2 separate regions of the Homo sapiens genome follow, and region 2 is linked to region 1. The links are chromatin contacts, found by Hi-C or POLR2A ChIA-PET in ENCODE. All regions are on one chromosome and are shown on one strand. Each heading gives the region's core, a stretch centred on a gene start or an enhancer-like site at or near the end of the contact. The rest is flanking DNA. Distances are from core to core; before and after follow the strand shown. Region 1 overlaps STK24 (serine/threonine kinase 24). Region 2 overlaps STK24 (serine/threonine kinase 24).

What was found. Hi-C counts contacts between places; a loop is a spot of excess contacts on that map. ChIA-PET counts read pairs that join two places held with the same protein, here RNA polymerase II (POLR2A). Pooled maps may share reads with other maps.
Region 2: a pooled map shows a loop between it and region 1 (4-fold over the local background). The contact joins two enhancer-like sites. A Hi-C loop is called at or near these places in 8 of 168 maps with a recorded cell type or tissue (B cell, CD14-positive monocyte, CD4-positive, alpha-beta T cell and 5 more), 16 of 37 single-sample maps with no recorded cell type and 17 of 50 pooled maps. POLR2A ChIA-PET finds 5 or more read pairs at or near these places in 15 of 52 experiments (CD4-positive, alpha-beta T cell, CD4-positive, alpha-beta memory T cell, GM12878 and 8 more).

The regions. Positions count from the first base shown.
Region 1 is chr13:98,527,550-98,531,719 of GRCh38, forward strand. All of the region lies in intron 1 of STK24 (serine/threonine kinase 24), which reads right to left. Among named protein-coding and RNA genes, the nearest start is that of STK24, 47 kb to the right of the region's middle. RefSeq lists an enhancer at 1,337-1,506. Within about 2 kb of position 1,367, at least 2 of the 41 ENCODE cell types and tissues checked have a DNase peak (open chromatin) inside an H3K27ac peak, as active enhancers do.
Region 2 is chr13:98,474,383-98,478,533 of GRCh38, forward strand. STK24 (serine/threonine kinase 24) reads right to left here. Exons shown (of 11, transcript NM_001032296.4): 4 at 868-976; 5 at 439-596. Among named protein-coding and RNA genes, the nearest start is that of FARP1-AS1, 41 kb to the left of the region's middle. RefSeq lists enhancers at 1,776-2,975, 2,017-2,116, 2,127-2,276, 2,427-2,646, 2,853-3,147 and 1 more. Within about 2 kb of position 1,914, at least 31 of the 41 ENCODE cell types and tissues checked have a DNase peak (open chromatin) inside an H3K27ac peak, as active enhancers do.

The DNA of each region.
Region 1 (4,170 bases), core at 117-2,616:
CCTGGGCAACTCTCCCACGGGCCACCGGCACCCCCTTCCCCACTCTTCTCTGAACCCACCTCCATGTGCCCCTGTGCCTTGAACGACTGGGGAGGGCACACAGGCCCCGCAGGCAAACCTGAGCGGGGAGGCTCCTGGATGCAGAGGACACGGGACCAGGACCGGGTGAGCCACAAGGGAGGTGGGGGGCCCAGCACTGCCTCACCAGCACCACCCAGCCACAGACGCAGAGCCAGCGGCCACGGGAGACCAGAGGGGTTCAGAGGCACACCGTCGAAAATCCCAAAACAAGGGGAGGGACAGTCATCACCTGCTTTATTGGAACAAATGTCCCCTGCTGTGACTGCAGCCCCAGTTCATGCTGGCGTCTTGCAGCCCCGCCAGCTCCTGTACCTCTCTGGGCCTGACTCAACGGCAGAAAGCAAAAGGAGAGCTCTGGGGGCGATGGTCTCCTCAGCCACAGCTCCCTAGGCTAATAATCAGGCCTCCGCAAAGCTGGAGAGAGCCGTCTCCATCAGGCTGACCCCTGGGTTCCCACTGGGCCACCGGACTCTCATTCATGAGGATATGCAGGTTGGCCCAGGGCGGGAGGTCCAGGACAGACCCGGGCCCATCAGTCTCGGGCTCCCTTCACAGACTACACAGAACGGCCATGACCTGGGGGTTTGCCTGGCCAATGTCATGACCACACCTACCTTGCAAGGCGAAAACCTAAATGAATGAGAAAGACAGATGGAGGTATCTTCTGATTTACAGACTGATTCTGCGCTCAATGAGAACGCCAGAAGGTGGGTGTTTTCCTGCTCCCTCTCATCTCACAAAACATGGTCCCCTCAGCCCAGTCTAGGTGGGGGGCAAAACCAGCAACTCCAGCCAGGCCTCCAGGGTTCCGGCTCCTTTGAGGAGAAAACCCAAGTGCGAAGTATCCTATTACCCACCCAAGAGTTACAAAGACAATTCCGAAGCTCTGCCCTTCTGCAGCTCAGAAGCAGGGCCATTCCACAATACAACACAACACTTTATTATATTCCATAATCCCTTGAAAGAATTCTTTAAAATTGTTCTATGATGACTGAAGTATTTTATATTTTTAAACCTGAATAGCTGTCATCATCTTCTTTTGATCATTTCTGGCAATGAAAAATGCATGTGGCATTACCAATCAACTTTCAGTGTTACTCAGCTCCAAATGTACCACTTGCACAGTCAAACCACACTCAACTACTCTGGTTGAAACCAAGCTTCTCTACGCTTTTCCATGAAAACAAAAAGAAACTGAGGGTGACGTGCTCTAATACCCGGTACTTCTCACACCACTATCCCTACTGGAGCGGGCGGGAGGATGCTGGAAGGAAGCTGAGCCTGGAGCAGGGAAGGGGAGTTGGCTGCAGGCACGGACTCTCACCACTCTGGCCTTGGCAAGCATCTCTAATGAATCACAAACACTCTCCTAGAGCTGAACCGAGCCTCAGAATCTACTCACCCCAGCCAGTCACCACCGATTTGGCCAACTGGGCACGCAGGTGGAAACCTACCTGTTGGCCTGTCTGGCGCTACCACCCACAGACCCATGCTGGTGGCTACCATTCCAGCTCACCCTTCCATACCCGCCGTCTCCCTCTCCCCAGGCCCCCCACCACGTGTTTCATCGTTAACAGTGTTGCTACCTACCATTTCTAAAGCTGGAAACCTCTGCACCCCCATTCCTCTCTCACCCCAACATGCAAACCGCGTCATGGTTCTTCCGAAGCGTCTCTCCATCCAGCCCCTTCCAGGTCACTGCCTGGCCCTCCCTCCCCCACAGCAGCAGCCTCCAACTGATCCACTTCAAGACCTGCCTGTGACCTGCTGTCAGAGTTGATCTTCCTAAAAGCTCACGGTTTCCTTCACTGCTTAAAACAACTGGGGACGACCCACTGCCCTTCACACTGAGGTCACACTCAGCTTGTGAATCTAAACCCCAAAGCTCCTTTCTAATCCCCTCACTTACCCTCTTGTCATCCAACTTCTTAATACTGTCTACAAGCGCCAAAGGTCATATACAGTATGAGTCCCTTTATAGAAAATTCTCAAGGTGACAAAATTTGACTGGTGGAGAATAGATCCTTGGTTGCTGAGGCTGGGGTGAGGAAAAGACAAACAAACCACCAAACAGGGGGGTCCAGAGGCCCCTGTAGGTCCAGGGATGGGTGTGGTTGGGGTCCTAACACGAGGCTTCCAGAACGAGCATTCAGCCATCAAATGCAATGACTCTACCCAACTTAAAAGGCTCCTAGGTCTAAGAAATGATGCTGGGAACTACAGAGGCAAGATCATGGCTACCAGAATTTGCAGAAATCCACGGACCTTTAAAATTGCCTTATAAAGGTAACCATTAAACCTCTTAAAATAGAAAGGGTCTACCTGCAGGGCCCAGGAAAGAAGGCTCTACTCCACTGGCACTGCTGGAGAAGGAAGCCGATGTTAGACAAAAGGCCAATTGCAGGAAAAATGACGGCAAAGAAAGAAGGCAAAAGGCACTGGCCCTGTATGTGGGTGCAAACACACACAGATATACACACACACACGCACACACACACACAGAGCTGTCAAGAGGACCAGACATGACAGTTTCTGTCTGTGGCCCCCAGACAGAAACACACACAAATACTTCCAGAAAGTTTGTGTAAAGAGAACTCCTAACAATTTCTGAGGAGAAACTTAATTGAATCTAAGAGAATGTCTTGTAAAACACCTGGAATACTTAAGGCAGCTCCGTTTTTACCCCCATAAAGGAACTAGATTGCCAGAGCTCCTGGCCTTCTCAGTGTCACAGATTAGGTGACAGCTGCAGTCAGAGGTAATGACACTCTTCTCTTGGATATGGTCTTGGATGTGGTCTGGGCAGAATGACACCATAAGCAAAGCTACTGTCATGCCCGGGTGCCCTCTACGGAGGAGGCACGAGCTCCATTTTCTGACGATTATGTGACTTGTCTTCAGGCACAGAGCCTGAACAGGAACCTATGGCCATCCGACTCCAAACACTGAGCAGGTCCATCACTGTCTCCGGAGCTCTGACAGCAACATACAACACAAGGGCACAAAAGAAGAACCCAAAGCCCTGGAATGAAAAGCTGTGGTGCGCTGCTGCAAGACCTCCAGCAAGTTCTTAGCTTCTCAGTCAAATGGACAATGAGCTCACAGGTCTGTTCCGGGATCAAACCTGCCGGCAACGTGGTGAACTGCCACCACCTTCACCAGAGTTGGCATAGAATCTTCAGCAAGCACACTGAAGAACATGGGAAGCCATCTTTAAAACAGCACTCAATTTTGGAGACATTTTTGGAAATCACTAACTCGCTGGCCATAACTCTTAACTGAGAATATACGAGGTACAACACAATGCGACAGGGTCTCCAAAGAGTAAAAATGAGAGTAGATTTTTAGTATGGCTGAACTTTAGGCCAATCTCCTATTTTTTAATACAGATTATTCTTCCCCTAAGTAAGAAATCCTAAAGCTGACTGCAAACAAATAAAATACCCTGGAAAGCCATGTCATCTAATTAAACTGGCCATTAAATGTGAAGAGGCATTCTGTGCTGGAAGGAATAGTGAACAATTTGTCTAAAGCAAGCCTATTCATCCATAAAGGTCTTCTTTCATTCTAATAAGTTTAAAGCTCACTCTTTATCAGTCTTTCCAATACGCCCTCCCAAAATCTGAAAATCAAGCTGTCCTTTTTATAAAATATCTACACATGCAGGGATATGTACAGAAAAGGCCAATGGAAAGTTTATAAACCAAATGAAAAAGACCAAATAAAAACCAAGTGCTCTTTTGTGGGCAGTTTTCCCGCCAGAAGTTGTCATCAAAAACCTGTCATGGTCGAAACCCAATCTGGGACTGCATATCCCTGGCCTCCTCCATTGCCCTGGGAAGCGCCCAGGGCATTTCCACTATCAGGACAGCATCACACCTTAGGGACTCCCCCAGTCAGATCCTGGGGCTCCACACACCAGCCAACCCTAGACACCTTTTGATATGAACAGAACCGGAGAAACATCAAGCTCCTGATTTTGACTTAATAAGAAGTTTAAGGTCAGGACTAGCCTTCATACCAGTGCTGACTCAGGACATCAGGGCTCCTCTTGAAGCCAAGGAACAAATTTGAATCCCTGTTCTCCCC
Region 2 (4,151 bases), core at 664-3,163, 53 kb before region 1:
CTTGTGGGAGCCCCTTTCTCTACAGGCCCCTTCAAGGTTGCCGATTCCACGCACTTGCACTTCGACCCCCAGCTGTGCCCAGACAGCAGGTGGAGCCCCTCTGCAACCGCACACGCCTCCACCCCTCACCACCATGGCCCTTCAGTTCCTCCCACCCCCCTCCAAACCCGCTCCATCCTGTGTCCCCGCTGCCACCAAACAAACATAGCCTGAGTTAAAAACCTCGATCATGGTGGGCTGGATCAGCACAGGGTATTAAATGATACAGCAGGAGACAGAGGAGAAAACTGTTCATAACCAAGGTTGAAGAATTACCTTTATGACCTACCTCAAGGTACCAGCTTCGTTCCAACTTAGAAAAGCTACCAGGCTAAAGAACAAAAGGCGGGAGCCCTCCAGGCCTCGTGAGGCACGGCGCCGCCCTCACCCTCCCCTCACCTTCGAGTCATAGGCCGACTGTTTGATGACCTCGGGTGCCATCCAGAATGGGGTGCCCACGAAGGTGTTCCTTTTGATCTGGGTGTCTGTCAGCTGGCCAGCCACGCCAAAGTCCGCCAGCTTCACCTCGCCATGCTCAGACAGCAGGACGTTGGCCGCTGCAAAAGAAAGCCAAGGCGGCCCTGGGCGGTGCGGACTTACAACTCCGTGCACTGCCACAAGCGCGTCTTCTCCCTGGCTGGGTGGCGAACCCACCGAGCACAGGCACCGGGGCTACACTTTTTGTCAGACCCCCTCAAAGCCAGCCCAGCCCAGGCAAGGCAAACGTGCAGGACAAATGGGCGCCAGCACCTTCCCTTGAGAAGTCTTCAGGGCAACCCCACCACCACCTTCAGTATTTCAAAGGAATGAAAACGGATGTCCTCTTACCTTTAATGTCTCTGTGGATTTTCTTCTCCGAATGGAGATAATCGAGTCCTTTCAGTATTTCTCTTAATATAGTAGCGATCTGGGTTTCATCTAATGGGCCAGGTTCTAACTAAGAAGAGAAAAAAATTCTTAAAGTTACTTAAATGATTATCTTATGAAAAGTTTGAGATAAAACAGAAACACTATCCATGTTAATGGACAAGGGTAATTAAAACCTGAAATCTTCTTCACTTAAAACACATGATTTTGCCCTAACAATTACAGTCCACTGAGGGACCCTTAAAAAAACAAAGGGCCCGAGAAAATGGCTTTGCTCAATGAAGCCAAGCCAGCAGAGAAGCAAAGAGGAGCCAATGAGGAAGCCCGCAGCCCCGCCTGCGCCTGCAGCTGACCACAGGGCGACCCCCTGGCCATGGCAGGGGCGGGGCGCAGGCTGAGCCAATGAGGAAGCCCACGACCCGGCCTGCGCCTGCAGCTGACCTCAGGGTGCCCCTCTGGCCATGGCAGGGGCGGGGTACAGGCTGGGGATTTCACTCCAGGAAACGAACAGCCAAGAGACAGAGCAGCCAGGATCTGTCCTAACATATGTGGTTCCCTTACCAGAAGGCTCACCCCTGGTACCCAAAAACACCCAGGAAAGAAGGCCTAGGAGCCAGGCGCCTCTGAGGATATCCTTGTATTAGAATTTTTTAAATCTGCAGTTAAAGCTCCCCAACTTGGGGGAATGCAGCTGAAAGAGCTTAAATCCTAATAGTTTGGGATTTGTTATATAATAGATATTATATAATAATAATAACTATTATATTATCCCTAAGATAATAATTACCTCTGAAAGCTTTTATTCTCAGAAACTCAAAATAATTGTTCCTATTGACTCCTTTATATCCACAACTATATCAGATGAAAGGAAGAAATGTCAGGTATCCACATCTCCATTTAAAAGGAAAGGAAAACCAGGCTAACAAAGGCTCACTTCAAACCAGACGGGAAGCCCCCCCCCGCCCCCTGCAGAGTGGGGCAGTCAGTCACAAACAGTAATTCCACAGATGACAGCAGCAAAGCCACCAGTGCTCCCCGGAACCACAGAAACGGAGCCAGACAGAGGGCAGATGTCTAATCGATGCAGGTAGGGTTCCCCCAAATCATGGTCCCCCATTCTTGGTTTTCAGACTTGACAGTGAATGTCTTCACAGCCCACACCCACACATTTTAGCCAACAGGAAGATACAATCTGGGGCCTTTCACTTAGTTTTAAAAAGATAAGAAATGTGCTTTAAGCCAAAGGGGATGAAAACTAGGGCGCTCCTCCACAGGAAGCATCCGACTCAGGCGTGCACATCTCTGGGACAGAGCCCGACAGTCCTTGCGTGCCTCAGCTCCTTCACATCCTGTTCCACATCCGGAAGTACTTGTGGGGTGCAGTGTGGGGGCAACCGAGACAGCCCTTGTCACCGAAACCACAGCCTGACTCATACCTGGCCCTGCTTTCCGGCCCATGGGTGAGCTGTGCTGCCTTGGCTCGCAGGCCTGCCCTGGTCTACACAGCAATCCCAGGGTCAGGGCCACTCTCAGAGGTGGCCTCTCCTCACACACTGGCCTCGCTGGGACTCTGGCCTGCCTGGCAGCAGACACACCTGGAATCCAGCCACCCCTGGCCTTCTCCACCCAGGACCCAGGTGCAGAGAATGCACTTGTCGCTTTTAGTTTGACCGCACACATATGCTCAGAGAAGGTCAAAATGCCCATCTCCATCGCCTGCCAGAAATTGTCCCAAATTCCAATTAAGATATTGTCCAAAAGTTACCTCAGACTAAGGCATTACGCCACAGACTCTGTTCCCCAGAAAGTAGTTTTTTCCCAGTTACCTGAACAAAAGTCTTATTTATAAGAAATGCATATCAAAACTACTATTCTAAAGAACACAATCAGGAAAACTATGCCTTAAGTCAGCTTTCTCCACATCTATTTTTCAGTGTTCATAGAATGTAGAAATTTTAATTTTCAAAATGAGGAACACAGACTTTTCTCATCACCTGGGTGGACAGTGGGGAGGAGGATAGAGATGCCGGAGTGTTTGCTTTTGTTCATAATGCTGGAGTGCAGGAGAATCCAGTCGACCAAAGATCAAAGTCATGTTAGAGGCCAGGCGCGGTGGCTCATGCCTGTAATCCCAGCACTTTGGGAGGCCGAGGCGGGTGGATCACCTTGAGGTCGGGAGTTCGAGACCAGCCTGGCCAACATGGTGAAACCCCATCTCTACTAAAAACACAGAAAAATTAGCCGGGCATGATGGCACATGCTTGTAATCCCAGCTACTTGGGAGGCTGAGGCAGGAGAATCGCTTGAACCCAGGAGGCAGAGGTTGCAATGAGCCAAGATCGCACCATTGCACTCCAGCCTGGGTGACAGAGCAAGATTCCGTCTCAAAAAAAAAAAAAAAAAGTCACATTAGAGTCGGGTCCCATCTCCCATCTCCTCCTTCACCAAGTCTGTGCCCAAGCCGACGATCAATACCTGTGGTTAGATCTGGACTTAACCACCTCCCTTCCATTACCAAGTCTCCCAAAAGCAACGGCAGAGCGGCCTGCTGTCATTCCCAAAGGGCGCTAAGAGGAAGAGGTGAGGAACACTCATGGAAAATCCTCCCCTGGATAATTAAGGGCTGGCTCTGTGATGACTGTCTGCATGGTTCTGCCCTTTTAAATCTGCCCTGAACACCATCCATCATTGACTTATATGCCCATGGGGAACGAGGAGGAAGGGGAGAAAAAGAGATAAAACTCTCCTTACTTGGGGGGAAATCCTTTCTGCGTCAAAATTCACTATAAAGGGTATTCGGCTGCTGTCTACCCCCCAGAGTGCCTCATGAGCAGCTCGGACCAGGCCAAGCTCTCCAAGTCAGCAGCTGGTGTTCGCCATTGCGACCATGCTCTCCATCATTCAGGCACTTGCAGACTCTTCAAATAGGACCCAGGAAAAAAACCTAGACCACATCCCACCTCTGTGTGACTTCTAACTCCCCCTCCCCGAGCCTGTCCTCCCCTGCTTCGAAGCTCTGTAACAGGGACTATTGGCCGGGGCACTCAGCCACAACAAGAAACCACATTTCCCAGACTCTGAGCAGCAGCCTGTGGTCAGGTGACTAAGACCTCGCCAGTGGGTCAGACAGGAGCAAATGTGCCCCATGCCCCTGCTTGGTCTTGGCCCTGAAGCACTGGCAGTGGGAGAGGACAATGGCTGAAGACCAAGGGAAGCCTGGGGCTCCAGATGCTGAAGCCACCCAC